Regions from separate parts of the Homo sapiens genome. Here region 2 is linked to region 1. A link is a loop called in an ENCODE intact Hi-C map of the cell type or tissue named here. Cell type or tissue: A673. All regions are shown on one strand. Links, peaks and the distances in the headings refer to the core of each region. The heading gives the core; the rest is flanking DNA.

What was found. Peaks named below come from ENCODE experiments on the same cell type or tissue, not always from the same donor. Only the 100,000 strongest peaks of a DNase experiment are listed, where the experiment ranks them.
Region 2: it touches region 1 in a loop (1.9-fold over the local background); 1 of 110 quality-filtered maps calls a loop at or near these places.

Annotation. Positions count from the first base shown.
Region 1 is chr4:172,564,616-172,581,100 of GRCh38, forward strand. The region is part of intron 5 of GALNTL6 (polypeptide N-acetylgalactosaminyltransferase like 6); the gene reads left to right. Among named protein-coding and RNA genes, the nearest start is that of GALNTL6-AS1, 150 kb to the right of the region's middle. In A673, for the core only: no CTCF peak of the experiment used is centred there; a DNase peak (open chromatin) is centred at 9,456; H3K27ac peaks cover 930 bases.
Region 2 is chr4:172,347,671-172,364,155 of GRCh38, forward strand. It overlaps GALNTL6 (polypeptide N-acetylgalactosaminyltransferase like 6), which reads left to right. Exons shown (of 13, transcript NM_001034845.3): 5 at 853-1,019. Among named protein-coding and RNA genes, the nearest start is that of GALNTL6-AS1, 370 kb to the right of the region's middle. In A673, for the core only: no CTCF peak of the experiment used is centred there; DNase peaks (open chromatin) are centred at 8,531 and 9,511.

The sequences.
Region 1 (16,485 bases), core at 6,334-11,333:
ACAATGCTGTAATGGCAAACATAAAGAGAAACCAGCTCAATTATATAGTTCTTGGTTTAAAGGGGAAAGATAAAAACAAACTAATTGCATAGGAGAACAAGTATTCTTTGTACTAAATCAGAAAGGTGATCTCTAGTGGGTCCTCTTGAGGAGAATCCAGAGAGACAGAGTCAAGGAATTGAGAACATCCTCAGCTTTCTCCGAGTAGATGAAACAACGAGTTTCAAGGCACTCTTTTATTCTCATCTTCATGTAGGCAGAGGAAAGTAAATCAAAGGCAATTGCATTAACTAATGTTAAATGGGTGTCTTAGTCCATTCAAACTGCTATAAAAATATACCTTAGATTGGATAATTCATGAACAAAATTTATTTATCTTGGCTGGGAAGTTCAAGATCAAGGCCCCAGCAGATTCAGTGTCTGGAGAGGGCCCACCCTGCTCCACAGATGGTGCCTTGTTGCTGTGCTCTCACATGGAAGAAGGGGCAAGGCAATTCCTTTCAACCTCTTTTATAAGGCCACTAATCCCATTTATGAAGGCAAAGATCTCAAAACTTAATCATTTCCCAAAAGGCCCCACCTCTTAATACTGTCACATTGGGTATTAGGTTTTAACGTACTAATTTTAAGGGGAAACCAATATTCATTCTTTTGTCTTTTTTTGGATAGTTTGTTGAAAGTCTTTAGCATGAAAGTGTTGTTGAAATTTGTCAAATGCTTTTCTGTATTATTGAGATGATCATGTGATTTTTATCCTTCATTCTGTTAATGTGATGTATCACATTACTCGATTTGTATATGTTGAAGCAAACTCATGTCTCATTGATAAATCCCACTTGGTCGTGGTCTATGATTCTCTTCATGTGCAGTAGAATTTGGTTTGATTTGCTAGTATTTTGTTGAGGATATTTGCATCTATGTTCATCAGAAATATTGGCATTTAGGTTTCTTTTCTTGTATTGTTTTTGTCTGGCTTCAGTATCATGGTAATGCTGGTTTCATAATTGAGTTTAGAAGTGCTTCCTCTTCTTCAGATTTTTTCAGTAGAGTATGAGAAAGATTGCCATTAATTCTTCTTTTAATGTTTGGTAGAATTCACCAGTGAGCCATCTGATCCTGAGCTTTTCTTTCTTGGGAGGTTTATGGTTATTGATGCAATGTCCTTCTTCATTATTGGCTTGCTTATACTCTCTATTTCTTCATGATTCAGTGTTGGTAGATTGTATGGTTCTAGGAATTTATCCATGTCATCTAGAGAGCAAGAGTGATGATACTTATATAAGACAAAATAGTCTTTAAGCCCAAAACTGCCACAAGAGACAAAGAAGGACATTATATATTAATAATTATATGAGGTTTCATTTCATCAGTAAGATATAAAAATTATAAATATATAGTCACTCACCATCAGAACACCTAACTATATAAAATAAATACTGATAAAACTGAATGGAAAAATCAACAGCAATAAACTGATGGTAAGAGACTTAATTCTCTACTTACAATAATGAATGGAACATTCTGACAGAAAATCAACAAAGAGAGAGCAGCCTTAAACAACACTGTAGATTTAGTACACCTAACATACAGATACAAAATATACCACCAACAGTATCAGAATACACATTCTTCTCAAAGGCACACAGAACATTATCCAAGATAGATATTCTCTTAGTTCACAAAATAAGTCTTAACACATTTAAGATTGAAATTACACCAAGCATCTTTTCAGACCACATTGGAATGAAACTAGAAACCCACAATAGGTGAAACTCCAGAAAATTGACAAATAAGTGGAAATTAAACAACACACTCATGAACAACCAATGGATCAGAAAAGAAATCAAAATGGAAATTTAAAAAATACCTTGATGTAAATAAAAATGAAAACACAACATACCAAAACTTGTAGAATACAGCAAAAGCAATACTGAGGGAAGTTTATAGCAATAAATGCCTGCATTTAAAAAAATCTCAAATAAACAACATAACTTTAAGTATCAAGGACCAAGAAAAAGAAAAAAACTACATCCAAAGTTAGTAGATAGATGGGAAGAAAAAATATTAAAGCAGGAATAAATAAAATAGAGAATAGAAAAACAACAGAAAAAAATAAATGGAACTAAAAAAATTTTTTAAGATAACAAAATCAGCAAACCTTTAGCTAGACTAGGAAAAAAAAAGATTCAAATAAAATCGTAAATGACATTGGAGGTACTGCAACTGACGCCACAGAAACAAAAGGAATCATAAGAGACCATTATGCACAATTACACACCAATTTCTTATTAAATATCTACTTTTGGTGATCTTTCTTTGCTTCTGACTAACAAGAAAAAGATTCATTTTCAATAACTAGTTTTTTGAAAAAGGCTTCAACAGCACAACTTTTGACACTGTGAAGCTCCTTTAAAAAAAAAAAAAAGAATTCTGTTGTAATACAGAACTTTTTCATACACCTTCCATTCACTTGGGGGTGAGGAGAGTTGAGGACATAGCTGTCATCAAAGATGTCAGATGCAGCCCCCTAGATAAGCCTGAAAAGTTCATCTTCACTCATTAGTATTTTTTTTTTCTCAGAAGCTCAAATATCTTTCTATATAGTCTGGCTTACTTTGGAGAACTCATTTTCATTGTGAGAGGCATGCAAATATCTGAATTCCAATTGTGGACTGGATTCAAGTCCCTCACAGAGTTGATGGGCCCCATGAAATAATATCACTAAACCTATGTCCTGCTTGTGCCCTGATAGGTAAGCCCTGAGATAGTCTATGATGGAATACTGGTTGATCCAGAATATGTAAAATCCTCTAAGAAAGAAAAAAAAATCATACATAATTTCACAAAACAGCTTGCTTATCTCAGACGAGAACCAGCAAACATATCTTTTTCTAATATGTATCAAAAACAACTTTTCTGGTCATAAATACTTCTTGTTGGCCGGGTGTGGTAGCTCACGCCTGTAATCCCAGCACTTTAAAAGTCTAAGGCAGGAGGATCACTTGAGGCCAGGAGTTGGAGAACAGCCTGGCTAACATGGTGAAACCCTGTCTTTATTAAAAATACAAAAATTAACTGGGCATGGTAGCAGGTGCCTGTAATCCCAGCTACTTGAGAAGCTGAGGCACAAGAATTGCTTGAAGCTGGTAGGTAGAGGTTGCAGTAAGCCAAGATAGTGCCACTTCACTCTAACCTGGGTGAGATAGTTGGAGACTGTGTCTCAAAAAAAAAATTGTCAAGACATTATATTTTCTATGGGTTGTTTATTGGTGTCTCCACTATGAGTGCCAGAACCTGAATTGAAATTGTTAGTTGGGAGTCATATGGGCCAGATATCTTATTACAAAATTATTTAAACATTTCCTTAGTTGATATAGATAACTAAAAATACGAATTCAGGAATTCTTAATTCACACCCAGAAGACTCATATTCAAGTCCTTGATGGTTAATTACAGAATAATTAATATATTGTATAAAAATCCTATTTTCTGTGCATTTTTTGCTCAAAAATGGATGTATCTTTTCTTGTTAATTCTGTACAAACCAAAAATTTTGAAACGAGTCTCCTCAGTGGCAATTTGAAGAGGGAGGCAAGGATGCTAATGTTTCTTCTCTAGTGATTTATCTAAATCATGGACAAATAAACTCACATGGAATGCTTTCTGGAATAGAACTTGGCGGCTGATTTGTCTGCATCAAGCCCAGGTTTTCTCCTCTTCTCTCCCAGGCTGTTATCCTAGCAGCACAAAGGCCTGACCTTGGAGGGCAAGTCAGCCTAATTCCCGGAGTCAGTGAACGAAGCCATTATCTCTCACTCTAAGGTCTCTTTTAAACTAGTTTTTAAAAGTAACAAAGATGGGCCGGGCGCGGTGGCTCACGCTTGTAATCCCAGCACTTTGGGAGGCCGAGGCGGGCGGATCACGAGGTCAGGAGATTGAGACCATCCTGGCTAACACGGTGAAACCCCGTCTCTACTAAAAATACAAAAAAAATTAGCCGGGCGTGATGGTGGGCGCCTGTAGTCCCAGCTACTCGGGAGGCTGAGGCAGGAGAATGGCGTGAACCCGGGAGGCGGAGCTTGCAGTGAGCCGAGATTGCGCCACTGCACTCCAGCCTGGGCCACAGAGCGAGACTCCATCTCAAAAAAAAAAAAAAAAAAAAAAGTAACAAAGATGAACATCTACGTCAAGCTTGTCCAACCCATGACCTGTGGGCCACATGCAGTCCAGAACGGCTTTGCATGCAGCCTGACACAACTTCGTAAACTTTCTTAAAACATTATGAGATCTTCTTGTGATTTTTTTTTTTAGCTCATTATCTACTGTTAGTGTTAGTGTATTTTATGTGTGGCCCAAGAGAATTCTTCTTCCAGTGTGGCCCAGGGAAGCCAAAAAATTGGACGCTCTTCATCTACATCATCCTACTTTTCAGTTGGCACAGAACTCAGTTGAAGAAAGACATGCTATTCATTGGGCCCTGGCATAGTTCTCTGGGACCAGTATAACCGAAAACCCTAGACTGGATGGCTTATAAATAACAGAAATTTGTTTCTCATAGTTCTGGAGCCTGGGAAATCTAAGACCAAGGTGCCAGCAGATTTGGTTACTGGTGAGGGCCCACCTCCTGGTTCATAGACAGCTGTCTTCTTGCAGTGTCTTCACATGATGGAAAGGGCAAGGGAGCTCTCGCAGGTCTCTTTAATCTGGTCACTAAGCCCATTCATGAGATTTCCACCCTCATGACCTAATCACCACTGAAAGGCCCCATCTCCAAATACTGTCATATTACGTTATTTTGGGGGGACACAAACATTTGTCTGTAGCAGGCCTCCTCAAAGCCCAAGTTTAAAAATGTATTAATTGCAATGCGTGAAAATGATGAGGAAAAAGATTGGACAAGCAATGATGCTTCAGCAAACCTGTGGCATTTACCGCTCTGTCTTCCTCTCCTACTCCAAGGAGTTTACTCGGCATCAACAGCAGCCTTATTCTAGGCCTCAATTACTTTTTATCCTTATCCCAACCCCAACCCCTGAAATAAGGGAACATCAAAGGAAAAGCTAGAAGTCATAAAGGGAAAAAAAAGATGCAGCTCAGTGTGAGCATGTTAGATATGGGGTGCTTTTGAGACATCCAAGAGTGTAGATTCAGCAGCAAAGCTATCAAGGAAAGATTAGGATTGGAGACCTAAACGTGAAGAATGTGATGACCCTCAGCACACTGGGAGCCGAGGATATGCGAGGGATTATGAGCTAGGTTGAGGAAGAATCCATCCACAGATTTAAACAGAAAGGGGCCGTGGAAGGAGGACGTAGTACGACAGATGCCAAGATGTGAATAATATAGTACCAGGAGGAAGGAGGGGCTGGTGGTATTTTATTTCTCTAATAAGTCCAGTCTTCACTAGATGTGATAATTTGGAGTTCATTGATGATCTTTGTCAGATGTATTTTAGCTAAGTGTTTGGGAAAGATGCCCTTTTGCAGAAGGTGGAAGAATACATGGGAGCTGAGGCAGTTAAATCTTGGACAAGCTCCATGTTCAAGGAATGGGATGAGAAGGTACGGAGAGAGAAGACATCATCCAGACGAGCCCGGGCAGCCCAGTGTGGAGGGGTTTTTGAGAGTCCTGAGTATGTGCATCTGCTGAAGGTAGGGAAATAGAGAGGTGGAGGATGGGAGAAGGCTGGTGGTTTGCAGGAAAAGGATAACCAGTGGGGCTAGTTCCAGAGAAAATTAAAAGTGATTTGATTCCCTAATACAAGTGGATGCTGTTACAGTTTGGATTGTGTTCCTCAAAATGCATATGTTGAAGTCCTAGCCCCTCTACTTCAGACTGGTGCTGTATTTGGAGGTAGGGTCTTTAATGAGAACACATTCATCTGTAAGCTAAGGAGAGAGTTCTTCAGAAGAAACCAGACATCCCAACACTTTGATCTCAGAATTCTAGCTTCCAGAATTGTGAGAAAATAAGTTTTCATTGTTTAAGCCAGTGGACCCCAACCTTTATGGCACCAGGGAGGGGCCAGTTTTGTGGAAGAAAACTTTTTCACAGACCAGTGGTGGGGGTGGTGCGGGGATGGTTTCAGGATAATTCAAATGCATTACATTTATTGTGCACTTTATTTCTATTATTATTATATTGTAATATATAACGAAATAATTATACAACTCACCCTAATGCAGAATCAGTGGGAGCCCTGAGGTTGTTTTCCTTCAACTAGATGGTCCCATCTGGGGGTGATGGGAGACAGTGACAGATCATCAAGCATTAGATGCTCATAAGAAGAGCGCAATCTAGATCCCTCTCTTGAGCAGTTCACAGTAGGGTTTGTGCTCGTATGAGCATCTAATGCCCCACTGATTTGACAGGAGGTGGAGCTCAGAAAGGTAATGCAAGCAATGGGAAGCAGCTGTAAATACAGATGAAGCTTCACTCATTTGCCAACTGCTTACCCCCCAGTGCGTGGCCTGGTTCCTAAAAGGCCACAGACTGGTATAGGGGTTGGGGACCCTAGTTTAAGCCACCCAGTCTATGGTACTTTGTTATGGCAGCCCTAGCGAACTAACACAGATCAATAATAGAACAAGAATAGGAAAACCTTATTGTTCGGAAGCAGGAGAAAAAGAAGCAAGCCAGGCTATTTTATTAGAACATTATTCGTGTATTAATGTTTTTATCTTTTTGTGTGACCAGACATGCTAGGTGAAGTGACAAATGAACCCTGCACAGATCTTTGAATAGAAACATCTCATAGGAAGACAGCAATATATACCCAAACCTACAAAATATAGAACAGCTATCTCTTTGAATAATCCAGGAGTCTAACTCAAAAGTTTTCAAAGGGAAATATGTTGTGACTTAAGACTGTCTAGATGTTCTGAAGACAAGTTTTTTTAAAAAATACCCCTTAATTGAAGGCAGAGACACTATCGAACGTATCAGAGGAATAAGCCAGAATGAGCAGTATCTTCTTAGTATTTAAATCCCTTGGCCTTAAAAGGCTTCCACTGAGTGCAAGAAATTCAACATAATTGGGGAGAAAGGTGAAACCATCATTATTGTTGAATTGAAGACAAAAAAAGCACATCCCTTCTTTATCCTTGACAAATTATGAAGCCCTACTTTAAGCAATTTAGGATAATATGGCAAAATTATGTGGCAGTTCTCTATGGTTTCTAATAACATGTTTTCATGGCCTATTTCTCCGAAGCCATGCCCCAGGCATTGTAGTTAGCCTCAGACACCGTTTTCTCACTCAAATGGTTGCAACTCCTGGTTTTCTCATTGTGTCTCTGCCTGACATAAGTTGCCCTGCAGGCAACCTTCCTGATCCTCCTTGAATGTGCTTTTCCCCCGTATTGTCAAATTTTCTATGTACAGTAATCCTGTTCTACAAAATATTGGCCATATCTTTCAATTGGCAGGCACCCATATCTCCCCAGACTGAAATGATGATTGTGACAATTATTGACTATTACCTCCTAGCAAGTCATCAGATCACCTAATGCTGTTCTCTGCACACTCATCTCACTGCTACAGTCTGTGCTCTCTGTACAATCTATGATGCGGACTGCAGTCACAGTTCTGTCCACAGCATAGCCTCCCTGAAATCTATTCCCCATACTGCCTTCCAAGTGTCATTTCTGGAAGATAATGATGATAATAACTAGCATACTACACAGAAGAATCTGAGCTGAGAACCTCACATGGATTATTATGTTTAATCAACTCTGAAACGTAATGAGAAAAGAGCTATTACTAATCCTATTTTTAAAAATAAGGAATTAGGATTCAGAGTCATTACATAACTTACTCAGAGACACACAACAAGTAGGTTAATATATCAGACACTCAAGTCTGACCTCACACCTGCAGGCTGAACCTCTGCTATACACTCTCCCACTTACCCCTGAAAATTGTCATCAGTTTTTTACATAAATAATTCTGATAAAACCTTTCACATGTGACTCTAAAAGTCTTCTCAGTCTCTTCATTTATGTTGCCTCTGTGTAATCTAAGTTCCAACCGTCTCAAACCAATTTCTGTGTTCCAAATGACCTATTACTTTCTGTGCCTCTGTTTACTTGTACATGTTGTTATTTCATTTTTCCGAATGTTCCATCTGAAAAACATATATGTGTTATTTTAGATGCTACCATACTTTACTAATAGGAATGATTTAATTATATTATCAACAACCTTGATAAAGTCAAGGTTATGTTGTACCTGTTGCTTTTTCCCTGATTATCAAGTCCTGGATTTCTCAAATTTAATCTTATTTAAATGGATTTCATGCTAACCCTGGTTAAAAAGCATGAAAACATGCTCCAAAACATAAGTCCCTTTGACCTTAGTAAATATCTAGAATTATTGAAGTGGGTACATGTTTTCTTCTTACCCCATAATATCACTAAATAGAACAGAGTGCAATTACTATTATAATTACTGTAAGTGTTTACCCGGCTACATGATTTGTCAAATTTGATTCCCCTTTAAAAATGGCATCTTTTACATCCAATTCACCAAGCATCAATAAAATATAAAAACAATTATAAATTGAATTTCCATGCAAATGTGGCCTTTTCCCTACTCTGCATGAATGCACACCATCAAACTATTATGCTTCATTGTTGACAATGTACTGGTGAAATAACCATGAAATAGCCATGTTCTAATTGTTTTGCTAGTTGCCAAGGTCAAGATTCATTTTTCCCCAAGAAATTTTATAAAGGTCATTACAGCTTAATGAAAGTTTGCATCCCCTATTCATCAAAAAACTGTAGACTAATTCTCATAAACATTCAATTAGGCGTTTAAAAAATAGAATCATATTTCTATCAACTACAGACAGAAATTTCTCTGAATTTCTCACTCCCAAGGATTTGAAGCAATGGTGGCTTTTCAGAGAATTGTTCCAGTAATCTATTATAATAAAAAAAATAAGTGGTATGGTAATGTAAAAGAAACATTAGCTAATCTTCCTATTATACTTAGTCTTGATCTATTCTTCTCCAGGGTATTGGCCTGAAAAGGGTTTCTCAGATAAAGAGGTGCATGAAGCCCTTACAGAGAGCTCAGGGCAGATACTCTGAAGTGGTTAACCCACAGTTTTCAAGCATGACCAGGGCTATATCTATACATATAATATTTTCAAGAATGTAAAATCTTTTATTCAGATGTTTTACTATGATTCAGCACTGTCAAACAAACTCAATTTCAGGACTTTTGCCAGTAACACGTTTTGAGGGTAAACAAATATGATTGGTTTAGATGCTATTAACATTCCAATTAACATTTCTCAACTTGTTTAAGTGACCAGAGTAATACATTGCCCCTTGTTCACTGAAATGTAGGTTTCTCATACTTCTCCACTATTAACACCACTTCTTATAGTCACTGTGCAGAATTTTACAACCCTAACCGCAACTGGCTCTTGGGAAAAACAAAAAAAAAGGAAACTTTCCTTCTTCAAGTATTGTAATTGTTTCCTGTTTCGATTTGACTTAGATTTCCTGTTCTGGTGATCTCAGATTGTAACTATTGCTTAAGAATAGGTTTGTAACCATCTGATAACCTGTGAAGTGATTGCAGAAGAAAAACACAAAAGCAACTAATGCATCAGTCTTGTAGTGTTTAAATTAATTTTAAATGTATTTTGTAAATGTAGTCCTAGCTTCAAAGTCTGAAAAATGGATTAGTAGGGAATCTGTGATTGGAAATTGTCACAGGAGAGGTTTTGCAGTAGTATGATTATTTGACTGTAAATCTCTCTCCCTTACCCCACATAAATAAATTGTTTATTATTAAATATTTAAAATAATTATTTTATTTATAAAATAAAAATTTTATTTTTAAAACCAAAGCCAGAGTCAGAGATTAGATAACTGGCACTTTCTATTTATTAGAAAATTTACCACAGACAAAAAAAGATCCTCTAATAAGCAAACAGAATATATGAAAATAAGATTGGGGAGAATTATGAGTATGAAGGAGAAAAACAGCTAACAAACAACCAGCAACAACTAATAACAATAAATGTTAAGGCCTTTTAACACAAGAAAAAAATTGCTTCAAGTACATAATTTAGATATAAATTATCTAACCACAACAATGAAACACAGATATAAATTATAGCTGAATACCAGGGATAATAGGGTCTAAATATATATAATTCCTTTGAATTTTATCTAAAATATATAAACTATGATATTTCTGGTTTTACTACTTTGCATTTACATTTTCCAACAAATAAGATATATTTTTAGAGAGGTGCTCACACATGCAAGCGTGCATGCATGCATGTGTATACACACGCACACATACACACACACACACACACACACACACGATTAGAAAGTCTCCTGTGCTCTCCAATTAGCGGTACCCATAAGAGGACAGGATATTTGGAAAAAGGCTCCATCACGACTGTGTGTACCCAAAGGTCACTTACAGCAAATGCAGACTCAAATGCAGGGAGGAAAAAGTTATCAGGGGATTCCTAGCCTTGCCGATACAACTCTGCCTTCATGACATGCGTATTACATGCATTGTGTATACAATTCTTAACTCCAGAAACAGCTTTGAAGTTGTAACTAAATTCAGCATAATCTCTACTCCTTTTATTTTCCAGTCTTTATTTTTAGGGAATTTTCCTTACTGCAAACATTGTTATGATAATACCTAGTTTTTATTGTTCCATCATATGTTAAGAATTTCATAATCATGATGAAAGTCCATTGCTAACTAGGAAACATGATAAGTGCACACATTTCATGTAGATAATTCACATACACCAGCAACAATCCTTTATGGTTATTCAATACAGCCCTATTTATATAGAAGGGAACCCAGGTCAGAAAAGTTTGAGAAAACTGTCCTTGGTCATTTGTCTAGCAAGAGATAGAGATATTATTTAAAAACAGATCTGATTTCAAATTCTCGCTGCCTCTGCTGCTGTGAGAAGGTCTTAACCTCTATGAAATCTGGATCTGTTTAAAAGTCATATATAAAAGCTTCAGCTTATTATTCTACTTTCTAATATTTTGTCTGTAGCACTGACACTGTTTTCAAATTTTGACTTGTTATTTAAATTTGATAGTTTTCTGAAATGGATTTCCAGCTGTGTGTTTCTCTATTACAGTTTTTTAAGTGTTAGTGTGTCTTGCCAGCTTACCTCTTAAAGAGGATTTGGTGTAGAAATTGCTTCTGAAATCAGTGACTCAGCACTTCAGATTTTTGTTGATTTACAGTTTTGGGATTTGCTATATGTGTGATGTTGGTTAATTATTTAATTGGTTTTAGTTATAAAATGGTGTTTTAAGGCAATGCAGTGTTGTTGACTGGAGCTTTCACAAAAGTTACTGGCATTTGTGGTCTGTACTTTCAGCCCTTAATTCTATTTTATTGATCATTTCATCAGGGAAGGGGTTTTCTTTTCTTTTCATCCATCTCTGCTTTTCTAAGTACTTCTTTTATTTAAAGCTGCCTCTAATTATTTCTAAAAATGGTAGGTCCCTAAATTTTTAACTATGTTAAAGGTGGTATCAGTTGGATTATCTGGACACTGCCCATTCTAATGGCCATGAGGCACGCTCATTACAGAATGAAGTGCTCTGAGCAAGATGGGACCAGGAACCGGGGGAGACTGTGCTGGGTATTCATCTACACAGGGACAATCCGCTTCTGGTTACCTTACAGTCCTCTGCACATTTTATATGTGCTATGATATCCTTCATCATAAAAAATCCTTAAATATAAATGACAAAAGAATGACTCAAAAGGCTTCTGTAATGTACCCAGCCATACATTTCATAAATGATGGAAAGAGCTTGGGTCTAAGGGTTGTTTGAACATGGATGGTAATGAATAGTACAGTGGAAAGAACTTGCAGTCAGGAAAGCCCATGTGGAATCCTGTCTTTTGCCATTTGTTAAGCTCCATGATTACAAATCAATTACCTAACTTCTGAGTTGTAGCCTTCTTATCTGTAAAAGGTGATTAATTATCCTGCTTTGCAGAACTGTTGAGGGGATTGAAATAATATAGTATATACATAAAGCACTGTGTAGAGCACCTGATACATTTGTGGTGTATCAGGAACTTAGTAAATTAGTTCCACTATAACTACTATCACTAAGAAAAAGCCTAATAAGGAAACTATTGTCTCAATAGATTCTGAGGACAAGTTCAGGGTGACCAACAACACAACAACCATAATAAAATGTTTCTATGTAGAGACTGACAGTGGTTGGTTGTCAATACGGGTTGTGCAGGTCAGAAATTCTCTGCCATGGGGATACTTATGTGAGTGAGGCTTAGGATTTGAGAGCGTACCTTGAGCAACCCAGGGAATATTCTGTGTCACAATCTGTCAGACACTGGAGTTCATCCTGCCAAACGGTCTCCACCTCTAGTCAGTGGCTGGAAAGAAGGACAGAACCAGAGAGCCCATGACCATAGGGAGCCTTCCTTCCCTGGTCTCCACTAGAGCCCATTCATACTGCTGGGCAGTCGGGATAAATGCATTCTCCTGGGTGACCTTAAATAATTGTTTAATGAATATTTTAATATCCCTGCCCAAGCAAATATAGCACTACTGACACAGTAAAAATAATGTTGAGTGGGTGACTTTCACCATGAGAAAGTTTTTTCAAAAGGTTTCTGAGAATACATTAATGAGTCAGAAAGCCTAGTGACAAAGATTCAAAATCCAAATTATATGAAATTACTTATCAGTTTGTTCCCTTCGAATTTTTATCCCTCTGTGTCCAGAGTACCAACCTGTTTTATACAAATTTATTTATATTTCCAGAAAATTGGTCGACATAACATCACTGTATAATATATGAATGCTTTCTCTAAACTAAGAACGCCCCACAGGTCCCTTGCCTTTGAATAGTTCAGTATTGTAATAGCTAATGCCTTCCTCTCATTTTCCACTGTATACCACCTCAGAGCACTGTGTTTGGGTCTGTTAACTTGGTTCTCTTGTGGCAGTTTCTCCCGGTGGCTGTTTACACAGGCCCCCAAGGATCCTGCATTAGATGGCACCTGTTGCTTTCTGTGTGACTCAAGCAGAGGTAAGCACTGCTGCTTTCTCTGCTGGTCTCAATTCACAAGACCCCATGAGAAGCACAGGCACTCAGCAACTTTGTTGTCATTCATGATTTCACCCAGATGGCCAGCGATATATGACAGTCAGAAAATGTCACAGTCAAGATCAATATATACAAACTGCTCCCCACAACTCCCCAAAATAGTGATAATCACCATCATCACAATATGGATACGTGAGCTGAGCCTATCACAGGCAATACACTGTTTTCTTTGAGTCTGGGGAAATGAGAAAGTAGACTGGGGATAATGATGACAATCACCAGGCCTTGTGATTTTATGGAGCTTTATACTTCCAAAGTACCCTCACATGTAATATCCCTTGGAACACATCTTTCCAGAAGAGACTCATATTGAAACTGAGATAGGCAGTACTCATGTAAAAAATTTCCTGCCCTTATTCAATATCATATGTGGTAAAAATTGTTATCTGATGCCATAGAATGGCTTATTTTTATCTTTCATTAAAAAAAATTTCTCACAAAAGCCAAGGATGACTTTAAATATTTCCATGTTGTTGCAAAATTATCAGCTCTTTCAATAATTGAGTCTTTTCACCACACTGTATTTCAAATCTGCCACACTGATTTAGACATGCAGTCTTTCTATGAAATAATGTGAGAGCACACGTTCTTCAGCTTAGGCTTTTTGTCTTCAAAGTCAGCTTATGACATGGTTAAATGCTGATATGTTTATTTACTTTGATCTTTGTTAATTACTGGTAATTGATATGATTAGCAAAGACACAAAACTGAAAAAAATATGTTTCCAAAGAAGAGGAATGTCTCCAGAAATTGTCTTAAATTCATCCCCTCAGCACTTTTGCAATAGCAGTGGCCTCTTGGGTGTTGTTTATATGAGAAATATTTCCACGTGATTTATTAATTTATTATGAACAAGAGCTGATTTATTGAACAATTTGATAGTTCATTTTCCTCTGACACTCCGTGGTTTCACAAAATCCCTCAAGAATCAAATTTTTAGCTAGATGTGTTAAATCTCATTGTAAACCAGTCTTCTTACATTCTCACTTAGCCAGTATATATATTTCAGGAGACCGTGTGTTTTTATCTCTATGGATGTGGTTATTAGATTAGTGACAAAGAAATTCAAATCTGCATAAGCGTATTTTCTTAGCAAAAGCAAATGACGTGAGTGAGGTTTTGCAACATGGTGAGTAAAGTTACCTCCTGGAAGAAGAGAGAATGGTTCACAGACCCACATTAATATTCATCAGGGAGGCTGCTGCTGAGTTGATTTACATCCAACTTTAGATAATCAGCTGACTTGAGTGGTGACAATCTGATTTTGTGAAAACTAACAACTGGCATCTTCCCAGAGACATTGATTAGGAAATATAAGTTTTCTTCAGTTCAGAATATTTTAACATCATCAAATTACGTACTATGCAGCGAAGACAGAATTCTATGTTTGTCCACTGTTGTCAAAAATTTTTGCTGATATTTCCCATTTACAGGAAACTAACACATTTCAAGTGCTTACTTTGCACTAGGTAATTTTACATGATATAGCTTTGGTATATAATCAAAATTTTTTCAACGCAACAAGTATTTTTGCCCTGCATTTCTAGTGATGTGACCAACTGACATTTCAGAAAAATTTATGTTGGTATAGAATACCTAAAATACTGGAAAACTATATATAAGTCTTTATCTGTGTATCATGGCAGATAGTAAAGTAAGCCTTCCACATAGTAAGACTCATTCTGGAGGCAGAGCTTGTCTCAAGGGCATTTACCAATTTTGGTGGTCTCGGCTAGACTCTAGAAGACTAGAGAGCAATGTTCCTCGAAGGAATAACAACACTCCTTAGCTATTAAACAAGCAAAAATGACTCCACATGATTTCAAACGATTCCAAACATGGAAATAGTACCCTTAACTGGGAATAATTGACTTAGAACCTGGTTTGTAAATAGTCCTAGAAAGGCCAGAAGCAATTTTCTAAAGCTAGAAATAGCAAGGTTCAAAGTTTGAGAGATTTCTATACAATTTCAGGACTTTCAACTGGCAACAACTTTAGAGTTTAAATGAGGAAGGAAGGAAGGAGGGAAGGAAGGAGGGAAGGAAGGAGGGAAGGAAGGAGGGAAGGAAGGAAAGAAAGAAGGGAGGGAGGGAGGGAAGCTACTAGTCACATAAAAGCATATTTTAAAATCTTTACTTCAGCTGTGGGAGGAGTAGAGAAAATGAACAGTCTCCTCTGAGAATTTCTAACTCAAATTCGTAGACATATATGACCTGAAAAATCCTGTCAAAAATTTAAGATTAAAATGGCCTCAAGATGATAGGACACCCAAAAACCTAGCAGAATTACTTGGAATAATTATATATTAAATGAATGCTATTTAAACAGATGCCTCAAATAAATCTGACAAATATTTCTAAGAAAGTTAATCTCACAGTATAAAATTACTCAACCTGCTCAGAAAACAAGCCAACATGAGGAAAATCAATGAAAACAGCAAAGTACAAATCAGCCCCACAAAGACTATAAGCATTAGAATGATCAGATTCAGCACATGAAGCAAATATATAATATGTTTGAAGAAATATACTTGGGAATTGAAAGCCCTATAAAGTAATAGTAAATTATCAAGATTGACTAAATATATGTCAAAAAGAAGCAAAACAACTTGTATTTAAAAAATCAACAAATTGAAAATTAAAAACCCAAGTAAAAAGTAAATATCAGATTGGACATAACTCAATACAACCAAAGAAGTTCCCCAGAATGCAAGCCAGAGAGTAAAACACAGAAAAATTTATATTCTTTTCTTTTCTGTTGCTGATGTCAAGTGTGCATCTGGTTTTTAGTTCTGTAAGTGTGCACACCATCTTCTCTATCGTTAGGAATTTTCATGGAAGAGGACATAATCTCATGTTTCCCCTTCTTTGTAGCCCCCCAGAATAATTCAGCACCTACTAGCCTTTTGATTTTAAGACTTTTATGACTTATCACTGGGGAGAAACAGAAAAAAATACATTATTTAACTGTAGGATTTTTGTTTTGTTTTGTTTTAATTTTTTTGTTTGTTTGTTTGTTTTTGAGACGGAGTTTCGCTCTTTTTGCCCAGACTGGAGTGCAATGGCACTATCTCGGCTCACCGCAACCTCCATCTCCAGGGTTCAAGCCTCCCGAGTAGCTGGGATTAAGGCATGTGCCACCACACCCGGCTAATTTTTGTATTTTTAGTAAAGATGGAGTTTCTCCCTGTTGGTCAGGCTGGTCTCAAGCTCCTGACCTCAGGTGATCCACCCACCTCAGCCTCCCAAAGTGCTGGGATTACAGGCGTGAGCCACTGTGCCCGGCTGGCTGTTTTCTAAAATTTATATACAACATCGTTTCTAAA
Region 2 (16,485 bases), core at 5,877-10,876, 220 kb before region 1:
CATTTATCCTAAAATGAATTTCATGTTTTTACACATTTTTGTGCCCATATCATTATAATTTTGATGGGTTTTCAGACACTTTTCATTGTCTGAATATGTCAAAATTTACTTGTTTAATGAATATTGTTAAAAATAATAAATTATTAGGTTAAATAATGAATAAAGGAATACAATTTTAAAAATACTTCTTTTTCATCTTCTCAGATGGTTCCAACAATGAAAAAAATGAACTTGAGATTTCTTTTTAGAGTTTTCACTGGGACTATGATAACATCTTGATTTGGATCTTAATTTAATCTTATTATGTGGTTGTGCTCAGTTAACAGTTATTTTAAATTGAATTTTAATTTATTCTGTTTAGAAGCTACAGTTGTTTTTCCCTTCAGGCTTTAAATACTGTCCAGCCATTGAAACACTCCATGACTAAAACTGACTAATTAAACATAAATATTACAGAAGTTAAATTTTTAGATATCTTCAGGAAGTCCATCTAAACCTTAATTATGTGCTCCATGGAAACAGTTTTAATGCATATTACTCATCCTTATTTCTATTATATAACAACAGGAAAAATGTACATCAACAAGAGCACAACATTTCAAAAACTGACAAATTTGAAACCCTGATACCAGAGGATAAAACAGTTGTTTCATTAAGAGTGAGTGTGAAAGGAGATCATTAATGCATTCCGTGAAGGAGCAGGATAACAATCATGCTGTACAAACTCTGGTTGGAAAGTATTAGACTAAGTCGTGTTTCCACAGTTGTCTGATAACATAATGAATAAACAACAGAATAAGATATACAAGAGTTTTGTATTTGACACACCATTTTCTTTTCCCTCATCTCCAGCTGTAAGCATAAGATGTATCTGGAAAGGCTGCCAAACACCAGCATCATTATCCCATTTCATAATGAAGGTTGGACTTCACTCCTGCGGACCATACACAGTATAATTAACCGAACCCCAGGGAGTCTGATAGCAGAAATCATTCTAGTAGATGACTTCAGTGAGAGAGGTAAGATACAGTTGATAACATTTTATCTGATTCTGCTACCATTCACATAATCATTAAGGACTTTTTAAAAAAGACAATGGGAGCTTCTTTCTGATTCCATCTGAAAGGTGATTATGAAGTTTTATCTATGTTGTGATTTCGTAAAATATTCACCAAATGCAAAAGAAACTTAATGAGAAGCTATAGGTTTCATTTGGGAATCTGTAAGAAATTTGCATTACAATCTCTGTTGCAAATTAGGTGTTGGCAAAATGCCTCAAATTCTACTTTCAGCTTCAGGACCAACACTGTAAAATATATTATTGTAAGTACATATGAATGGTAAAATATTTGAGTTAGAACTATAAAATTTGTTCCTATTTCTGAAAAGTATCTACTCTATTATTTACCAGTATGACACATACTCCAGGCTGTGCTTGTGTTACTTCATAAATATTAGAAACTATAAGGGACACAGGTACATATTTTTACTTGGTAATTCTAGCTATTTTATCTATCTGAACAATAACAGAAACAATCTAGTGTAATAGTATCTTACAAAATTTAGCATAAGTTTTAATACTTTTATAATTTTATATTTACCTTATAAAAATTTTATAATTTTGTAATTTACTTTCTATTGTATGAATATACTATAAAGTGCATTTTATAATTTACCTTATATTTTATTGCACGAAGGAGCTACACTTAACTGTATATCTGTTAGAAAGAATGACAGTAAAATATTTTGATTGAATATTATTCTTATGTCTCAAAAGAGAATACAACTTGAGATCACATGGGTTAATGAAGTTTTGGAAGTTTTAATTGAAGTTAATTTGAAGTTTTGGAAATGTTATTTGTCACAGAAACATCTTTTTTTCATAGTATTCAAAAATTCTGCAAAAGATAGACTGCTTGGTGTGCTAATTGTGAAGTTTCTTTGACAGAGGTAGTCAGTTAAAATACTGGTCTTTATACACTTCTTTTAAATACTGATTCAGAGGTTGCCTAGTATCTATATATACTGGGACTTACATGACAGAAAGGAGGTTGTTTGACACTACACTATTAATATGGCGGAGATTGCAGTGAGCTGAGATCGCACCACTGAACTCCAGCCTGGGTGACAGAGCGAGACTTCGTCTCAAATTAAAAAAAAATATATATATATATATTTTTTTTAAACTATCAACCTGGTCATTTTAGGTTTGATTTTAAAGAGGTTTTTGTCTCGTGTTGCATAGGTAGGCATGCATTTAATACTACCTAATAAGAGCCACTGTCTAAAACTGAAATTTGCAGATTTTTGAAAAACAATGTAAATGGCATATTCACTTTTTTATTCTAATTGAGGTTACTATTTCAAAGCAGTCATCATTATTACCTCAGGCTAAAGATAGGTACTTAATGTGTTAATAAAACGTTGACTTCAAAAAGTGAAAAAGGTGATAAAGATCTGAGGCTGCAGATTGCCAAGTGAATAGTCTTTGTGATTGACTGGTACTAGGAGAAATAGGCCAGTGTAACTTTTGATTATCTTGGTAAACTATTTATTATAGTAGAATTTTGAACTGGTGGGTAATAGAGTGAGAAACACTTGGTAGCAGAAAATTATGGTTTGTAGAACATTTCTTGTTAAATATTTCTCAGAGGTATTTTTCAGTTGAAAGCCTTTGAAAAGGTTGAAAATACTGGCACCTACATTTTCTTGGTTCCAAATCACTGTCACCTTTGGTACAGTAGCAACTTTGGTGGACTATGTTTCTGTATGTCATGTTAGATGGGAAGAAAGTAGACTGTCAATGTAATTAGTGTTAGTGAAAGGGGATAACAGAAAATGGATAATTTAGGAACAGTAATGGTGATTTTTGAATTTCCTAATGGACATTTCTAAGGATAATCATTACTTTAACGCTTAGGTAAAACTTTCATTGAGATATTCTATTCTTATGAGCAATCAAATTGAAAGTATAATTTTATAATCAAATGCAAAAGTAAATTTTGAAAGAAATAGGTGATAAAATGCTTCTATAATCTTTTATAATACATCATAATTTTTAAATTATATAAACTAGGAAAGACTCTTTTTCCAAATTTTTGCTTTGGATTATGAAAATCTCATCTGAGAGTATTGGTTGATGTACATTAGCACTTGAGTGGACTTAGGAGCATCACTCCTCCTTTCTGAATTATGAGAACTATAAATAATTAATGTAATGAACACAGGTCAGAATCCCAACATCAACTATTAAGTGTACGACATTTGGTAAATTAACTTTCTCTGAGTGTCTCTGTTTATCAAAATGAGAATGATAGTGACTCTTCATGGAGAGGTTATGATGGAGGGCCGCCATGGATGTTTCAGTGAATTGTGTGCTCATGGGAGAGCGATTGCTCTCAGCTATTGATTTCTACTCACCAAATACTCTACTACTACTATAGTATAAATGTCTATACTTTCTGGAGAAGAGATTCTCTTAATTTAATCAAATGTGATCCACAATAATCTGTCTATCTATCTATCTATCTATCTATCTATCTATCTATCTATCTATCTACCTCTTTACTGATTTATTTATCTCCAGAATCAACAGAAGAATTCATTTAGTGGCCATTTAAGGAGTTATCATGGTAATTTATATTTGGAGAAATTAGGACTGCCTTAACATTTAAAACATCTCCAATATGGCCAATAAGCTACTATAAGCATTGAAGTAAAATAAAATTCTGAGAATTTAATCAATAAGGAGATTATGTTATCTATCTAAATTATATGCATGGCCTTAGAAGAGTGTTTAGCAGAATCCTTTTCAAGATTGTTTTTACTATTAGAAGAAAAGGAAGATACCCCTAGACATCACTTGTTTACAGGGCCTCTAAGAGAGAAAAACTTTTTCTACTCCTTTTTATTCTGATGCATCTGTAGCTGTGCTGTTAAAAGCTATAATTAACTTATACTTTTCTTAGAAAATTCCCCAAAGCTACAACCCTATAGTGTGTAGAGTTCTTTTCACCAACTCTTTAAAAATCAGATTAAGTAGGATAGATAAATTTGAAAATACAGGAAGATATAGGAATTCTGTTGGATTCCTTTAGGAAGTTTTTTTGTTTGTTTTACACTTTAAATTTACTTTTAGAAATACATCCCAATTTCATTTCTGTTCAGTATTTGCACTATTTACCACCTTTGCACTATTAACTTTTTCAGATACTCTACAAGATCCTTTGGCCAAAAGCACTAAACTTTAACAAGACTTAATCAAATATTACTCCCTTATATTTTACATCCTCCAGGTCAATAGAACAGCTATACATGAACAAAAATACAAGAAAGCCAATATTTTAGACATGTCATTAGCATGAGCCACTTGCTGATTACTTAGAATGCATATTTACAACAAATATAAGTATATAGTAATTGTTAAATTCTGTAATAGTGGGTTTCATATCAATAAAGTAAAATACTAAAATATTAGATAATCACAGAATAATGCTAACTATTACCAAGTGATTTAGAAAAATCTGCTTAAATAAGATTGACCTAGTTCTCAAAATGCTTTAAAAAAAGTGCATATTCCATCTTGCAGTTCTCAGTTTAGACATTTTCCTAAAGCAAGCTTGGTAACAGAATGTCATTTTAGCCTCAGAACATAAGTCCACCATCTATAAAACATGAAGGTAAAGGCCTGCAGGTAAGTTTTCAACAACCACCACTGTGTTTTGCTATCTGAAGCTTACCAAAGTTAGTGAATGTGGCTATTTTCTTTTTTTCCAGTAAGCTCTGAGAAATACATTTAACAACTTAACTTGAGGCCTATAACAAGGCTTCATGGTGACTTTAAAGCAGGACTAATCCTGGGCTTATCTCCAAATTCCAGGCAACCTTAACGGCATCCACATGGAAAATGTTGAAATGTGTGAAATGGGCTGGGGCTTAACCTCAGAGATAGGGTATATTTGAACTTGACAGTTCCCTGAACTTTGCATGCTTAGATGAATGCAAGTCTAAATTGAGGATAGTCGCAGGAGAGTTGCTGACACACTTTCCTTAATGCAAGTATGGAGGCACTGCTGTATACCCGAGTATGCACACACAAACAGAGGCACACAGGCGCACACTCACTCATTTCTGCTCCTGCTTGTTTCAAAGTTCCTGGACAGAAAAGGGAAGTAGTTGAATATTTGAGTTTCAGAAAGATCTGTTATTCTCCATGTACTATTTAGAAGGAAAAACAGACTTGAAACTATCCTCCCAATGCCAACAACTTTCAAGAAATCCAGCTTACTTTTGCTTAGACAGCCCGCACTCCTACTATCCAAATTGTGGTGCATGGACCAGCAGCAGCAGCTTGAAGCTTGCTAGAAATGCAGACTCTCAGTCCTCACCAGATGAATCAGAATCTGCATTTCAACAGGATCTATGTGTACTTTCTATAGGAATTAAAGTTTCAAAATCACTGTCATGCATTTTAAAATTGGGGTTGAATGGCCAGGCACAGTGGCTCACACCTGTAATCCCAGCACTTTGGGAGGCTGAGACAGGATAATTGCTTGAACCTGGAAGATGGAGGTTGCAGTGAGCCAAGATCGTGCCACTGCACTCTAGCCTGGGTGTCAGAGCAAAACTCTGTCCCAAAAGTTGAAGCTTCAGTGAATAATATGGGTGCAATAAGTAACTTCAAAAATCTCCTGTTTCTTACATGTTATTACAAAATAAATTTTGCTGTTTGTTTATACTATTTAGTGTGCAATTAATATTGGATTTATAAGTTTGTAAAGGACATCGACAATATTTTATGTAACGTTAATTGTTATATTTCCTTGGTAGATATCGCCATTTTCCAAAAATTGTAGACATTTGCCTTGCTTTCTTGTGAACTCATTTTATAGCATTTGATGTTTAATTCCAATTTACTGTCATACCTCATCCCCTTGCCAATTTTCCCTTTTTGTTAAACAAATAATGTCTTTCAAAACTTTATAAATCTATTTTGCTTTGGAATCAGCCAATAGATTTTATGCCAAGTTCACAAGGAAAAAATATTATATATATATATGTGTATATACAATATGTATGTATACATACATATGTATGTGGAAATAGCAAAGCAATTCCTATAATGATCCACATTACCATTAAAAAATCCTAGACCCTTCACAGGGCTGAAAGTGTTTTTAAATCTTTAAAATAGCAGAGATATTTTTAATGATTTCACAAATGATGATGTCAAGTCTTGAATTCAATTTCTATTTTACACAAATAGTCTCCAAGTATACATTAAGGAAAGTTTCCATAAGCAGACAAATCAATCAGCACAAGTTTTACAACTATTCGAAGTTGGAAGATATCAGTGTGAAAAAGGTTGTAAAACCGAAGAAGAATGGTAGTGCCTTTTTATTTTATATTATACAATACTAACACTAAAGTGCATTTAAAGATTCTGAGACGACAGTCGACAAAAATGTTTTAGTGCTGGTATTCCATCAGGTACTTCACTAGATTATAAGACAAGCAATTTTTATGTCTCAGATTTATTGAGAGCTAGTCACTCTAAATAAATCTTGGAGTTATTTAGATTTAATATTCGTATTTAAAATGGTGAGGATAATTGCGTTTAAAAAAATCAAACTACAATATCAAACCAAATACTGTTTAGTAGCAGGAACTAAGCAAATGTTAAAAATATAACAGTATATTTAGAAATTCAAGATTATATGCCAAAGAATGGAAAGGAGCTATTCTGCTTTCTGATATTTGTATATCGTGTTGCATAAAAGTTAAATGTGCAGATTGTCCTAATGGCTCTGTTAACAAATTGCTTTAACATTTGTGAATGTAAGGGAATCTGGGACATTGAGCGACATTGCTCTCTGTGGTCAGATGTATGAACATACCACAGTAATGTGCAATCAATGTCAGGAAAATTATCCTACAACATAAAGGGGTAAAAGTTTGGGAAGTTACAAAATAAAAACTCAACTCATAAAAAGTCTTTGTGCATTCGTAAAAGATGGATATTACCCACCAGTAGCAGAATATGCTTGGAGTAGAATCTGTCTCAGAAGAAAAGCACTTTTGAGATTTCTCTCCCTCTTACTTGTAAATTAAAAATTCAGTCTCACTGGATGTTAATGTCTTCAGAAACAACAGAATTTATCTGACAAAAATAATGATAGTTATATATCCTTATTGAGTCTCACCTTTGCCTTCATGTTTATGGTAGCTTTGTATTGTCTCCTTTTTCTCCTGAAGTGCGAATGTGAATAATCTCTCAAGTGTTCAGGAATGCTACACACATTCACAAGCCTCATGCTTACTACTACAATACTTTATTTATTCTAGTAGAAATCTGTTTTAAGCAGGTGCTCATTTTGTAAATTAAGAAAAAGGATTTTGAGATACTATAGAAATATATATTTTTTCTTAATAAATTGCATTATGGATTAGCTTTTATAATGAGGGCATTGGTAGTCAGAACATTGCAAAAAGTTATTATGGAGATAATATCTTCTGTCTTCTAAAGAAAGTAATAATATATCTCAGTTAAAATTATTTTCAGTTTAATTATTTTAGGATTCACATTTAATTTACAAAGATATATTTGCTGAACCATGCAAATAGACATTTTTTATGTAGCTAGCTTTAACAAAAAAGAACTGTTAGAAGTGTTCTAATGTACGTTGTTTGAGAGAATGGCATTACGATGAAATACATGCAGGCTAATTTGAACATGCATATAAGAATTTTGGAAAATATGTGATAAAATGAAGTGATGGAATGGAAAGGCACAACCTAAGTTTCAATGTCTACCCTATATTAGGTTGTATCTTAGTTATCACATGTAGTATTACAGCAAATTCCACAGTAGAAAAAAATCTTATGCTTGCTTTCTTTTCTTTTATTGTAAAAGGTATGATGAGTACTAAATGAATGAAATAAGCAAAACATACTATTACTCGATTGTCTTTAAAATGTCTATATTGAAAAGTTTTCTGACTTAGTTAATTTGGGGCTTCTAAATGTTTACATTTGTCCTATGAGTAGCTTTTACATTTTTTAAGCATTTCATTTTGAAGAGATGATTAATCTCATTTAGTTGTCATTTTTCTAACTCACATTTCACTTTTTTGCAGTTTTGCTCTCTTCTCAAACATTAGTTTGTAGTATATGAAATTCCATTTTTTGTAGGACATTAATGGTTGACTTTGACAGTTTTCATATATTTCAATGTTTACGACCAAGCATCTTAAAATCTACCTACCTCTGGATGGAAAGTCTATCCTGGGCTCATGTTTTAAACTAATACTTTTAAAGGTAGAGAAAAGCATCAGGTGTTGGATAAGCTGCTCTGACTTTCCAACTGCTTTTTGTGTAGGAAAATTCCACATGGCTGAATTAATATGGGTTTGGCATAGAAGGAGACACTGCTTTTAGAAGCAAAACTGTTACAGCTCACCAACGTCACAAAGGCATGACTTCCTCAAGAAAAATAAATTGTGCAATTCATTTCATGGCAGATTAAATCCCATTTATTTTTCTTTCAGACAGCTGTTTTGAATAGAATGTCACCAGTGTGAAACCATTTTATGCATGTTGGGCTTCAGATCTTGGGCAGGCATAACTTTCTTTGATGAAATAAAAGGTTATGTTTTATGACTATTCCTCTTGTCAGCAAACCTCAGCATGTGAGCTTTAATAATGCAATGTTCAGTATTTCAAGCAGCTCTTTTTGATGTCTAAATATCCATCTGCTCTTAATTTAAAAAAAATCATTGCATCTACACAATGGAAAAAAGAAAACTTCACAAACATTTTCTCTTTTATCCTGAATTATAACACTTACTCAATAAAATAAAAATATCAATCTCTCAGCATTCAAGATTTTTCTTAAGCTGACAAGTTTTGAACATCAAATTCATCCATGTTTATGAAATGTGTTTTAACAAAATTCTCCCCTAATAAGAATTAAATGTTTTATGTCAACTGAGGAATAAATTCATATTAGAATAATAGGATCTTTGAGATGAGGGATTTGTAGGTGACATGGTACATTTGTAATATTTATAAATGAGTAAACAGCAACTGATAAAGATGAAGTCCTAAGTCACACAGTGGGTCAATTTTATATGCTTTGATAAATGCTAGTTTAATTTAAAATGTACAGTTTTCACAGTTAGGTATCCAAGGTTCCTTTCTTTGTAGTTTTCTCAGATGTTTTATTCTGAGAAACTGAAACAATTCTGATAACTATCATTAATTTAATAAAATGTACCACAATTATATAGACATTCTAGATAATTGAATCTAATTTATTACCCATTTTTCCTTAGGATCACAACAATAACAGAAACCATCATTTCACTATGTGTATACCCAAGTATTGAAATAGAGGATTCATGAGAATCATAATGACTTTAGCACACCAATTCCAGTCTCCATAATGGCCTTCCAGGACTGCAGGGGGCCAATCAGCGCCTTCCTCCTGGAGAAAACAGTGATTCTAAAGTTTGGAAAGGCTCTCAAAAGTAGTAAAATAGGTCATAAAACAGAGTTAAATATGTTTTATATAGCTTCACAGACTGATGTGCCGTAGAATTTATTGAGGTACTTAAATGGATTTTGGGCTGGCCCCTTGTGGGACATCTGATTCTGTCTTTATCCTGGAAAAAGTGTTAGGCAGCCTAGCAAGGCTGCTTTCCTTTACCCAAACCAAGGCACATTTGAGATTTCACAGGGCCATGCTGGTGCGAATGTCTCCAGAAGATAAGGGTCATTCTAGAAGAGAGAGAGGCTGGATTAAGGGTAGAGGAGGCATGGGAAGTTACTGGGCAAATGTCCAGCATTGGATTAGAGACTAATTAAATACACATCCTTTATTTTCTCATCTTTTTTCTGCCTGGCCTCTCAAAACGTAGATTGGGAAGACTATATGGAGAATATATGTATATATATATAGATATATACACACACACACACACACACACACACACACACACGGAATTCATATATATATGATGCTTTGTAAACTTGTGGCCATCTCACAACACAAAAAAACCTGACTGCAATATTGTAGTTCTGTAAAGAACTGCTTAATGCTAGCAACTGAGAGGCTAGTGGAGCAATGACGAAAGAAAATTTAATTTTATATCCTGAATAAACTCTAGCTCTATCACTTGACAGCTTCGACTTTTACATATAATACTTCTGCAAAATTATTAAGTCCATATCCAACTTAGTGGAGACACATTTTGAGTTTGAAATAAAATTTAAGCAATTCTTTTTTTGATTGGGTCCATGTTTTCGTCTGGTTTTGCCAAGTTGAAACTCTGCTTCTTAGAAAATAAATGAAAGTCTCTATGAAAAAAAGATTTTCCTTTTATTTGTCCATTTATCTGTCTATTTATTTATTTTACAATACTGAGTATTATAAAACCATAGACTCATGAGATAAGTAGAAATATAGTGAGTGGTTAAGAGCCTCAGCATTGGAGACAGAGAGTCTTGAATTCAAGTTCCAGCTCTGCCACTTACAGCCCTTGAGGCCTTGCAAAGAACTGGATATGAAGCTGGATTACAGAAACCAGGTATGATTTCACTATTAAGAAAAATATTTCAAGAAAAGGTATCACCAAACTAGAAAGGGTAGGAAAAATAAGTCCCCCAATATAGAGAAAAGACAGCAGGTTACTCATTACTGCTTTGCGTAAGTTCATGCTTGAAGGGCTAAACCAAGTTGGTCCAACCCATGGCCTGCAGGCCGCGTGCGGCCCAGGCTGGCTTTGAATATGACCCAACACAAATTCGTAGAGTTTCTTAAAACATTATGAGATTTTTTTTTGCAATTTTTGTTTTGTTTTGTTTTTAACTCATCAGCTATTATTAGTGTTAGTGTATTTTATGTGTGGCCCAAGACAATTTTTCTTCCAGTGTGGCCCAGGGAAGCCAAAAGATTGGATGCTCCTTGTCTGAACCATTGCAACATACTCAAAGAAAATGCAAAATTTACCTTTTAACCATGAATAATAATAGTCATGTAATTGTGATGAGGGAAATAACTGCCCAAGACTGCGGTCAGAAGAATAATTTCTATACATAGAAAAAGGCAAATTTTAGGTTCCAAACTTCAGTGTGCTTGTTTTTGACCTTTGGAAAAAATTCTAAAATAATGATGGCTATTAAAAAGTCAAAAAAAAAAAAAAAAAAAAAAAAACAGAGGCTGGTGAGGTTCAGAGAAAAGAGAGCACTTATACACTATTGGTAGGGGTGTAAATTAGTTCAACTATTGTGGAAAGCAGTGTGGCAATTTCCCAAAGACTTAAACACAGAACTACTATTTGACTCAGCAATTCCATTACTGGGTATGTACCCAAAGGAATATAAATCATTCTACCATGAAGACACATGCACACAAATGTTCACTGCAGCACTATTCACATTAGCAAAAACATGGAATCAACGTAAATGTCCATCAATGGCAGACTGGATAAAGAAAATGGGGTACATATACACTATGGAATACAATGCATCCATAAAAAAGAATGAGATCATATTCTTTGCTGGAACATAGATGGAGCTGGAGGCCATTATCCTTGGCAGACTAACATAGGAATAGAAACCAAATATCACACCTTCACACTTATAAGTGGGAACTTAATGATGAGAATACATCGGGGCCTACTTGAGGGTGAAGGGTGGGAGGAGGGACAGGATAAGAAAAAATAAATATTGGGTACTAGGCTTAGTACCTGGGTGATGAAATAATCTGTACAACAAATCCCTATGACATGAGTTTACTTATATAACAAACCTGCACATGTACCCCTGAAACGAAAATAAGAGTTAAAATGACATCAGTGTTTTTTTAAAGAATCAGAGAAGTAAGTACTATGAATCAGACTTGGTTTGTTAAGTTTTAGCCAAACATTACCCCTACTGGAGGTATGAATTTCAAGCTTAGATTCCCTTAAAACTGGGACTTTCCCCACCACCAGGGGTGATCTTAATTTAGCATCCCATCAAACTGCCCCATGGATCCCACATATAAGGCACATAGCTTTCTCCTGTAAAAAACATCTGGGGTTACCCCATATTGAATACAGGCACCAATCAGCCTATCCATCTACCCACTGACTAAAGCACTTCATTCTACTTCTCTGTGAAAGGTGAGACATGCATGATGAGTAGTGGCACCTCTACTCTAACAGAACCCAGGCTGAGTCCAAAAGATGCCCTGACATATGACTCTCAGCCCCATGGTAAGCTGACAGGAGTCCCTGAACATATTGTTTTTGCTAAATGTACAGTGTTGTGTTTTGCCTTGCTCCAGATCCCTTACACATCATTATAAAATCCAGAAGAGGGCCTAATGGCATGACTGCCCTGCTGACTTACTTAAGACCATAGGTGACATGGTTATCTAATAAAACCACATGGATTTCTTATTGCAAAAATGATCTATGACTCAAAAGAAGTCACATTGAGCAGCAAAGATTCAGGGATATATAATTCCAAGATCCACATCTACATTTAAATATCTGCAGCTCCTAAGTAGCAGGCAATAAGTTCCAATGGAGATACTGAAAGCTGTACGATCATAAATGATGTATACATTCTTATGTGTATACTTTCTTCTTATGAGAATGCTTTATCATCACAGCTGACCTGCAGTACCATTAAATAAGATTCACTTAATAATTATTACCTTGATTTTAGTCATATGTACCTAGGAAAGTATATTTTCATCTACAGTGGCATGACACATTTCAGAAGTGTCCCATAATTCTGTATTTACATAAAAAATGTTAAAAGAGATGCTGTAAACTCTTCTAATTTCTAGGGTACAGATAACTTATTCCTCCTAAATGAACGGTTTTATTGCTGAGTTGTATGAAGGCAATTTAGTAGTGACCACAGAACTGATGATTGACTTCTAAACTTGAATCAACACACATAGGGAAATCATGGGGTACCGTCTATGTAGGATGAGAAAAGAGGGAAATAATGGGAGAGGAAGACTACTTCTGTGCAGTCGATGTTGCACTTGACTGAATAACCTACACCACAACTGTTTGTGATTGTACTGCTCTTGTTAGAAAATGTAAGGTATTATTAGTATGTAGAAGTTGAAAGAGAATAGAAATGGCTACTTTCAATTATGTTTTCATTATATCAGACTTTCACCCAGAAGATAGGAAGTCTAATGTGTGAAATATTGCAAGTCCAGGTTTGAAGGCCAGAAGCAATTGCTTTCAAGTCCTGCACAGAAGTTTGCATTCAGCTTCTTCAGCTTGCTCCCTAATTTGCTTCCTCTATCTCTCCCTGTAATTGAAAAGTGTAAAGGAAACAACATACCTCCTTAGTTTAATATGTTAACACCTGATGATTAAGAATTGTGTGAAAAAGGGTACAGCAAATGAATGAATGATGATAAACGTTTCAACTTTTAGAAAAGTTCGCCACTCAATATATCTAAAATTGGTTTTTGCCAATTTCAGAATTCAGAAAGGTAATCTATTTTGTTAGTTTTAGTGAAAACTCAATTTATCCTATACAATAGTAAGTATTGTATGGTAAACTCAAGTCCTTACCAGTGTAGATCAAGAATGTGTCTTATTATTATTGAGTACTATGAAGGTCCTTTTTCCTGAGAGAAATTACAAGTCATCATTAGTGGCAGGTATAGAAAATATTATTTTCAAATTCTTTAATCCACTTTTCATTTTAGGATCAGGGAAGTCCTACAAGGGAGCTGAAGGCCAATGTACATAGCAAAACAAAAACAAAACAAAACAACAACAACAAATGCCACAGTATTTCACATTAATGCTGGGCCTCTTACTTTCCAAGGTTTGAAAAAGCTTATGGATTCTGGGTCTGTACTTAGCCTAAAAATCGAACCCAGGATAATAAGCTTTTTCCAAGGCAGTGCATGATGAATAATATCAGTGTATTCTATTCATTTTCAATGTCTGCAAACGGGGTTAACCCCCTTTTTTTCATTAGTGAGTCAAAAGGGGCATAAAATGGGGGCACATTGGTTGAAGAAGAGGCCCTGGATGATGGTTCCAATCAAATAACCAATGACACAATTTACAGGACTCCCTTTTCTCATTGTCAGTGAGTGGTGGTGGTTAAATATGTTATTGGGCATCACCCTAGCTTTATATCTTGGCTTTCCCTTTACTAGCTGTGTGCTCATGAACAAGTTATATATCTTACTTGTCATGTACTCATGGGAAATTGAGTTTCTACATGTAAAGCTATTTGATCTTGGCTTGGTACAAAGTAAGCACTCAATAAATTTTGACCATTATTATTCCGGCTATAAAATTATAGAATTGAACTAGATGAGAGTTAGTAATATCTCCAACAACTTTGAGTATAAAATTTAGGCTTATAATTAATAGATTATAAAACAACTTAAAAATAATCATTTCTTTCCTTCAACCCTACTGCTTACGAATATGTGCAACACATTGGTAAGAACCTCCTTTTATACCTTTACAAAGAGCAGAGGCACTATCTTCAGAGGCCTATCTCTGGTGTCCCTGTGAATTTATAAAGTTAATTCTGAAGTTGTACAACTAGCATTTCAAAGAATGACTCAATTACAGAACCCAATGAACTCTTTATATGAGGATTTAATAATTAATTTGATAATTTAAGTAATTTATAAGTGTATTTGTTCACATTAATTAATATTATTAAACAAACTTAATTTATTTAATGTAATAATTTAATATTGGACCCTCTCTGCTTCATTTGGCATTGCTTGCATTCTTCTTATCTGGGGCATGCTTTTCTCATCGTTTCCTCTATGGGCTTTTCCTTGGGCTTCTCTTCTGCTATATTTTTCTTAAATATTGATGATCCTCAGGGTTCCACTCATTACTCACAACTCATAATTGTGCACACTATACCTGGGTGATCAGTTTTTTCATTCTGTACAACTAAACTCTTCTCATGCTTCTGACCTGAACATTCAACAAACTACTGGACATCTGGAGCTAGAAGGCACACTGATACTTCAAACTCAATGTGTCCACATGTTCTAATTTTAAATTTGAAAAGTTCACTTCCTCGCTTGATGACATCATCATCCATTGAAACTAGACACCTATGAATTGCTCTTATGATTCCTCTTTCTTCCTCACATCCCACATCCAGTCAATGAACAAATCTTGCCAAATTTACCTCCAAAGTACTTTGTAGTCATTTTTCCTTCTCATTCCATTCAACTGAGGCTTTAATTCACTTGCTTAAATTCCTGAAAGGTCCTTGTGGCTTGTTGTTCTGTTCCACTTTTGTCTAATCAAATCCATTACCAAAATAATATTTATAACAATCAAAACTGGCAGTCTTCCCTCTCTATAACTTTTTCTTATGCACAACATGTCAAAGTCCACCCTCCCTGAAGAGGCCCTTGATGAGTTCTCTAGTTCATCTTTCTCTATAGTCCATATGGCAGGTTTTGTCATGATAAAACCAAGATGCCAAATTTTGCTTCACATGGCATATATTTATCACCCCTGTGTTTTATTAAATAATGTTTTCACTATCTGAAATGTGTCTCTATAACGGTTCCCTTCTTTCTGTGTTTTTTCTTCTAACCAATCACTCAGGCTCAAAGAGAATAACATCTTCAGCCCATGTTCCCTGAAACCCTCCCACCTGCCACGTCAGGCTACGCCATTTACTGTGTGGCCTTGAACAAATTACTTAAAAAATATAAAAAAACACTCCATGACTCAGTTTCTCTCATAGTAAAAGTAGAATAATAATAATAATCTCACAGAGTGGTTGTGGGTATTAAAGAGAATGCATACAAAATGCTTACACAGTCACTTGGATACAGAAGCCCATAACAATTGTTGGTTTCTACCTTTGGAATCATTCTTCATTACTACTATAGTACCCTCAATCAATACCATTGCAATTTTCACATGATTTGACTGTGAGTTTATATCTATCTTTACTACCAATTAACTCTTTGAAGAAGGGAAGTACCTGGGTCATAGTCAGAAAATTATTATAGGTTGAACCAATGTACATATTCACCCATTTGCTCATCCCTGGAAATAGAAATTTATTTATTTATTTATTGAGAATAGAAACCTTTTACTTCTTCAAAACTAAATGTCTAAAAGTAATTTTCAGTCATTAGGAGAATTTATTTCTTCGGTTCCTTTAATTAATTAAAGTTGTTGAGAGATTCTACAAATAGAACATTTTACCACTGCACACTAATGATGTATGTCAGAAATAGTGAAGCTCAGAGAAACAAACTATACTTCTTTGCAATAATTATTTCCAAATGTTACAATCCCATCATCTGTTATGTTATTCCCACTTGAGAGAGTTTGTAAGTAATTTAAGGTGTGGTATTAATTATTTTAAACATGTTATTTGATTTTTCTGAGAAAAAAATTTCAATAAAGCAGACCTTGATAGATTTAGTAAAATTAGGACTGGGCATGGTAGCTC